Linked DNA regions of Homo sapiens: region 2 is linked to region 1. A link is a contact called in ENCODE Hi-C or POLR2A ChIA-PET data. All regions are on one chromosome and are shown on one strand. Each heading gives the region's core, a stretch centred on a gene start or an enhancer-like site at or near the end of the contact. The rest is flanking DNA. Distances are from core to core; before and after follow the strand shown. Region 1 overlaps ARHGAP10 (Rho GTPase activating protein 10). Region 2 holds the start of PRMT9 (protein arginine methyltransferase 9).

What was found. A loop is a pair of places that touch in the nucleus more often than their neighbours do. ChIA-PET counts read pairs that join two places held with the same protein, here RNA polymerase II (POLR2A). Pooled maps may share reads with other maps.
Region 2: a loop to region 1 is called in a pooled map, with 4 times the contacts of the local background. The contact joins the promoter of PRMT9 here to the enhancer-like site in region 1. A Hi-C loop is called at or near these places in 1 of 37 single-sample maps with no recorded cell type and 9 of 50 pooled maps. POLR2A ChIA-PET finds 5 or more read pairs at or near these places in 1 of 52 experiments (activated T-cell).

Annotation. Positions count from the first base shown.
Region 1 is chr4:147,941,522-147,945,358 of GRCh38, forward strand. The region is part of intron 14 of ARHGAP10 (Rho GTPase activating protein 10); the gene reads left to right. Among named protein-coding and RNA genes, the nearest start is that of MIR4799, 160 kb to the left of the region's middle. Within about 2 kb of position 1,995, at least 2 of the 41 ENCODE cell types and tissues checked have a DNase peak (open chromatin) inside an H3K27ac peak, as active enhancers do.
Region 2 is chr4:147,682,386-147,686,244 of GRCh38, forward strand. PRMT9 (protein arginine methyltransferase 9) reads right to left here and starts at 1,778. Exons shown (of 12, transcript NM_138364.4): 1 at 1,414-1,778. The coding sequence starts at 1,602.

The DNA of each region.
Region 1 (3,837 bases), core at 745-3,244:
ACATGAGTGTGACACAACCTCACACATATTGCTGGCAAGGGAAATGCTTATGTTTTCAGTAATACCATTCTGCAATCAGAGGAAAGTTAGAGAATTGATGTGAGACAGATACTGACTTGTTACCTCCTCATTAAGCCATTCATTTAAGAGGGTTACACAATATACATTTGTTTTGAGTAATCTATAAATAATTCCTAGTGTGAATTTAAGATTATCAGTCAAAAACTTTGGATTTTCATTAGCATTAATACCATTTTCTTATTACCTTATGCTACCAATACAAACCTTAGCCCTTGACAAAATATATTTATTTGCTATTTCCTAATCACTTAAATGTTTCCTTATTTCTTTCCTTTTATTCTGATGGAGTGGACTTGTCTCTTTTTTCTGGTGTGTTTTTTCCCTTCATATTGAACACTGATTGAGTGTTCAAATGGAAATAATTTAACGCCTCTTCCAAAAAAAGGGTTTTAGAGTTTTGAATAGTCATGTCTACATAATCTTAGGGGCATTTTTTTCTCCAACTTTTCCCATTTTGCTCATTGTTAGAGGGTTACATGTATATCCTGAAGAGGAAAAAATTGTGTGGGTCTGCCAAGTTTTTAACTTTGCTTTTTTAAAGCAATTAGTGTTTATTATTATTCCTGCAGGTAATAGGTTTATTTCAAATTTGAATTTTTTCAAGGAACATTTTGTTTGTAATGCATTGTCTTTGTAGAAATGGGAAATAATTTAATTTTTAAGTATTTGAGAAACAGTCCCAAGCCATGTACTATTTTTTGAGGAGAGCTGCCATTTATCCAATTCTCTGTAGTTCTTGAGAGCTAATTATTTACTTTAGAATTTTTTATTGCCATTTTTACACAAAGTACTTTGTATTGTTTGTTAAAGTGTTTTAAGTCTTATTTAAATACTCATGTAAAAGTTTATAATGATTTCTAAAAGGGTATATGCTTAATCTCTTGCATGTTTTTTCACTTGTCTCTTTTTTCTGGTATGTTTTTTCCCTTCATATTTCATATTAAAATAGCAAAATGTTTCTTTCCACTATCCTTCTCTCCGTCCTCCTTCTCCTGCCCCTTTGTTCCCTCCTTATCCTCTTTATTCTCTCCCCCTTCTTTCCTTCTCCCCTAATTCCCAGCTGGCATGAAATAGCAATGACATTGACCATAGAAAACTGTCTAAATAGAGAGGCAGTTATTCTCCTCGAGGCCAGGTAAAGGAGCAGGCAGCTGCCTTCCTCCATCCGGTGATGAGAGGGTATTCTTAGTTGTCTTCCCCTCTGGGAGCCTAAGGCAGCTATCCGCTGGATTTCCAGCAGCCTCTAAGCCTTTCCCTGGACCAAGCTTCTTAAGCTGCTGAAAGAACATGCCCATATAAGCAGATGCCTGCCTTTTTCTTCCCCTTTGCAGCCTCTAAGACAGGGCGCACAGATTTGGTAGAAGTTGTTATTGTTTTTGTAAAGTAGAAACTTAGCACAGTTTGGAAAGGCAGGGAGAAATATCAGATGAGTTGTCTTTAGGTGAGTCATGGTTTTTTAGTAAATGGAGTGAGAATGTAAAATATCAATTACAATAGTTCATGGTAGATTAGAACTGATACGAGGTAGAATTGTTATACATTCTTCCTTCTTCCCTACTTTAGTTTAAAACATCAGAGTGGAAGAAGAGGAAATTGTGAGAAAATGTGGTAGTAGTTTGTGTGGTCTGGTGAGCTCAGTGGTTAATTCTAAATCTGATTTGCAAGAAGGGCTGGATGACCTTATTTTCACACATAAAACCACAGAAAACAAGAAATGAGAAGAGTTTTACTTGAAAACCATTACCTTGTTTCCTTTGTAGGACAGCTTTGTTGCATAGATTGGGGAAAAAAGTGAACTAACGTAGCTGAAAAGTATAAAACATATTTTCAAAATTCATCCATTCACTGTGCTTTTTCAAGTACTTTAAAATTGGACCTAAGTCAGTGTTGAGTAGGGTGCTAGCAGCTGCATAAAATTGCACTTTGCATTTAGGTTGGACTGCAGATTTTCAGTTTCAAAAAAATGACCAGTGGTTACGTAAGCGTGAAACATTCACCCAAATAAAAAGTCAACTCTTTTTATCTGTGCTTGTTAGTTTAGATTTTTAACAAACCCATAAAGTGTCCTTCCTTGGTCAGAAAGGAAGCAAATTGTTTTTATCTTTCTTATGGTAGAACATGTATTCTGAATGAACCCTCCAAATGTATTTTCACATTTGAATCCCAAATAATTATTAAATTCTGCCTAGTCCCAGTGCATTCACTGATTCTAAAGGACTGCTAGGGATGATTGAGCTATTTGAAAACAGTGAAAATTTAAGAGAGAATTAGTAACATAGACACTGTGTAGTCATTTGCTTCTGATGTGACAGCTGCTTTTTATTCCATGAATTTAGAATGATGGCTTATTTTTCCATAGACAGAATATGATTCTCAAAATACGGAATCATAATTTGGTAGAAAGCTGGAAATAAAAGATTTCCTTTAGAAGCCTCTTGGATTTTAAAAAGGTGGTTTGCTGGTAGCAAGTTGATTGAAAATGTTATCTGACTTGTATGTTAAAACGAGATTTAAATAATTGATTTAATGAGAGAGAGAATATTCAGTTACTGAAGTAATTGGTTGGCAAAGTCTTTAGAACAGAATTATTTAGTCCTAGTTATAAAGGATTGCACCTTTAATCAGGGGGCTTAATTTGATTTCTTGAATGTATCTGTGGCTTGTCTGACAAGCTCAGTAACAAATGAGTTCAGAATTGTAGGAACTGATCAAAATGTAATCAGTGTCAATTGCCATTGTTGTAGTTTATTGCATATTGCTGTCAGTTGCTGTAATCAAGAAATGTTGAAGTGCTTTAAAAGTCTTCAGACCTTTGAGTAATTGACCTCATATGTATGATGCTATGCCTGTGAAATAACCATCACTTCCTGTTTTACTTTATCTTCAGAAAGTTTCAGCCCAACATTGAGTTGTCATCCACCCTTCATCATCCCAAGCCTAAAACTTTTTAAGTAGCATGCACGACTTAATGTGGTGGTACCATTTTGACAGGTTTTTCTTTTTAGTGTTTTTAAAAAGGAAATGCTAACAAGATGTTGCCTTCTCTATGAAGACAAATACAGTATAAGGGAGGGAAAAAACCCTGAAACAACGAGGTTTTTTTTGGTCTTAGTTAAGACATCATCGTGGAGTGAGGGAGAAATAGTCTTTTCCATGAACCTCTTACTTTCTCCTTTGCATAGTAGGTGTGTAGAAAACCAGGCAAATTGATATTGATGGCTCAATATCATTCGTCGTAACCCATTTCCTGCCTCCTCCCTTTGGGTAGGTACCATCACTGCTTGCTTATACTTTTCAGTGACTCAGCAGTGGCAATAACCTGCTACGTTTAATTATTTATGGAAATCTGTATACGTTCTTCATTTGCCTTGATGCTCTCAATCGTTCTGTGAGAGCATTTACATTATCTCCATTGTGCAGATGAAGATCTGAAGTTCAGATAGGTTTGCAACTCGCTTGTGGTGGTATGGCTGGGCCAGGTTGTTAGAAGCGTGTAAGCCCAGCTTTGTGATACCCATGCTGCATTCCTCCCTGCCGCCATGCCACAGCTGAGTGTACCAGCCCAGAGTTCTAAGAGTCAAAGAAGCCATCATACTCCTTAGGGGTTTGCCTTTCCTGCCATCCTTTCATTTTATTTCTACCAGAATTGACACTTTCCATTCCACAATTTACTAACTCTCCCATCTCCTTTTTTTTTTCCTGGTGCCATATACCTTTTCTTTAGAACTTACTAGCCGTTTTGAATTTTCTTCTTTT
Region 2 (3,859 bases), core at 528-3,027, 260 kb before region 1:
GGCTGGTCTCGAACTACTGACCTCAGGTGATCCACCCGTCTCTGCCTCCCAAAGTGCTGGGATTACAGGCGTGAGCCACCGCGCCCGGCCTAATTTTTTAATTTTTAGTAGAGACAGGTTTTCACCATATTGGCCAGGCTGGTCTCAAACTCCTGACCTTGTGATCCACCCGCCTCCGCCTCCCAAAGTGCTGGGATTACAGGCCTGAGCCAGCACACCCAGTCTAAATATACTTTTAATACCCAGTAAACATTTTTAAGAGAGGCTGCGTCCCTGTTTCACAGAAGAGGAAACTAAGAAACAAGTAACTGAGGAAAGATCACTTGAGTTGATCCATTTTTCTATTGCTGCCTACCAAGAGAAGCAAACTGTATCTCAACATATCATCTCCTCCTCAAGTAGGACAGCTGGTCCTGAAATTTACACTAAGTTTACATGAACTACAAACATCTAGACGCTACTGACATTTAGTGGGTAGAGATCAAGGATGCTGCCAAACATACTGCAATGCACAGGACACCTCCCCTCCCCCATAACAAAGAATTATCCCATTCAAAATGTCAATAGTGCTGAGGTTGACAAACCCTCAGTCTAAATGAAGCAAAGTAATTGCAATTTTAAGTTAAATCATTTTTCGTAATTTAGATTCTAAAAGTACTTCAAAAAAGAACAGCATTTCAACAGAGTAATTGTTGCAAATAATCCAATAATTGAAGTTTAAAGAACGCATCATTAAATGATAATCACTTTAGGCTAATTACACACTTTATTCAACTAGAGGCCCACTATATTCCTACTACACACAATATAACAAATCCAAAAGCCCTCAAGCCAGGGCATGCTTAAATTAGATATAAGGAGAAGAGGATCACGTGAGACCTCATTTCCAATTCGAGGGCCTTTAAAATTTTAAACGAGATGAAAGTTTTGAAACTGAGAAATGACAACATTTGACTTTTGTTGCAAAAAGCTAGCTATGTTGACACAGACTGCAGGAGAGAGCTCAGTTGAGAGCCGACTGCAACAGCCGGCAGATGACTGAAGCTCGAACCAGGGTAGTAAAGGGGAAGATGGTGAGAACTGGTAAGATTCTGGACATATTTCGAAGGTGAAGACGGCAGGATTTTCCTCTGGGCTGGTCGTAGGTGTGAATAAACGAAAGATGTCAAGGTTGAACAGTAAACATTAATAGCAAACACCCAACCAAGCACCCTAGCCCCTCCGCCTTTTTTCTTTTCTTTTTTTTTACGAGGACGTTGGATCGGCCAGCAAGTGAGAAAAAAGGGCCCTAAATATTAACAGCAACCACCCACCCAGGCACCCTAGCCCCTCCGCTTTTTTTTTTTTCTGTTTTTTTTTTTTTTTTTACGAGGACGTTGGATCTGCCAGCAAGTGAGAAAAAAGGACCCTCACCTTCACGTCGTGTTTCAGCTCCGGCGCCAGGCTGAGCACGAGGAGGTAGTGGGCATAGGCAGTGCCGAAGTCCTGGACGCCCAGACAGTGCTCTGCGCTCTGCAAGGACCGCGACACCAGCTCGTCCCGGCCGGCTGCCCCAGCGCCACCCCCGGCGTCTCGGCGGGACCTGGGCCGCGAGTTCGACATGGCAGTCACCACTTGTATGGCCAAAGGGAAGATATTTTGTAAACGTAATTAGAAAACTCTCTCGATGCTACACTTCCAGGGACCAGACAACTGCTCAAAAAACAGCACAGCAAAGTTACCCTCCGCCGCGGGTGAACTCGCCAACCCCAGCCCAGGCGGAAGCTCCGCCCCGTCCTGGCCCCGCGGGCGGCGCAGACCGTGACGCATACCCCACTATTGCGCACCTGGCCAGCGGCGCACGCTACGCGAACGTCAGCGCGCCCGACGTGGGCACGTCACTGCTGCCCATTCCCGCAGGAGCGACCACTGTGCGTGAGCATAGGAGAACGTCTGTGGCAGGACCTGTCCGGTCTTGCGCCCTTTTTTTTTCCCGGCTGAAAGCAGAGCTTTCTCTCCCTCTTGCACTCCGGGAGTGTGTGGCTTTCGACTGCAAGACCCTGTTGTACAGACCCAGGCAGCGCGAAGCGCCACCCGCTCATGAGGGACGGTCAAGCATTTGTGATGATGCTTAAGACATTTTGGATCGTGATGCACAAAATTTCAAGACCTGAAAGAACCTGGAGATAACAAAAGCATCTCAGACGTGGTAGAGGAAATGCTTTCACAGGCATTTCAAATCATTCTCACAAAACCTGGCTAGGTGGACCTTTGGATCACACTCGTCTTAATGATGGCAAACGTGGTATCTTGAGAAGTGACTTGCTGGAGGTCACACAACCAGCTAGTGGCATAGGCATGGTTCAAATCCAAGTTCTCTGACCACCTATCTGTTCAGTTATAAGATGAGCTTAGGGGTTATTTCACTGTTCGTGTCTTATCACTGTATAGTGTTTACATTAATACAAAGTTTTTCCACATTCAAGTGTGGCCTCTAAGATACAGATTCGAAACTCAAAGGGAGGGGAGCATAGTTATTACGGCTGAAAAGTTATTTTTGTCCCCATTTTCAAATTCATTAATGGATAATATCTTAAATCGAGCATTTTGCATATCACACTAATACATTTTGAGGGCTCCTCTAATTCTCAAAAACACGTCATGCATTTTTGCCTTCTCTTCTGATCCAATTATCTGAACTACCCTTTTTTCTGAGCACTCGCCTGTGTAAATCCTAATCCGTTTTTCAGGTTCCAGCTCACTACATTGTGAGCTATTCTTAATCACTTTTGTGACCTTTGCACCTAGCGGATTATGATGCAAAGTAAGGACTTTGATTTTTTCTTCTTTCTTTTCTTTCTTTTCTTTTTTTTCTTTTTTTTTTTTTTTTTTTTTTTTTTTTTTTTGAGACAGAGCCTCACTCTGTCGCCAGGCTGGAGTGCAGTGGTGCGATCTCGGCTCACTGCAACCTCTACCTCCCAAGTTCAAGCGATTCTCCTGCCTCAGCCTTCCGAGTAGCTGGGATTACAGGCATGCACCACCACGCCCGGGTAATTTTGTCTTTTTAGTAGAGACAGGGTTTCTCCATGTTGGTCAGGCTGGTCTCAAGCTCCTGACCTCAGGTGATCCGCCCGCCTCAGCCCCCCAAAGTGCTGGGATTACAGGCATGAGCCACTGCACCAGGCCAATTATTTGCATTTTTTCGTGGTTTATCTATAACTTCAAGATTTTCTGTACATAGAATAGGTCATTTGAAAAAATGGAATGACACAAATAACATGGAACATCTGGTCACCTTAAGAAACTGGAATTGGCAACAGCCTTTCATGCTAAAAACTCTCAATAAATTAGGTATTGATGGGATGTATCTCAAAATAATAAGAGCTATTTATGACAGACCCACAGCCAATATCATACTGAATGGGCAAAAACTGGAAGCATTCCCTTTGAAAACTGGCACAAGACAGGGATGCCCTCTCTCACCACTCCTATTCAACATAGTGTTGGAAGTTCTGGCCAGGGCAAACAGGCAGGAGAAAGAAATAAAGGGTATTCAATTAGGAAAAGAGGAAGTCAAATTGTCCCTGTTTGCAGATGACATGATTGTATATTTAGAAAACCCCATCATCTCAGCCCAAAATCTCCTTAAGCTGATAAGCAACTTCAGCAAAGTGTCAGGATACAAAATCAATGTGCAAAAATCACAGGCATTTCTATACACCAATAACAGACAGAGAGCCAAATCATGAGTGAATTCCCATTCACAATTGCTTCAAAAAGAATAAAATACCTAGGAATCCAACTTACAAGGGACGTGAAGGACCTCTTCAAGGAGAATTACAAACCACTGCTCAATGAAATAAGAGAGGACACAAACAAA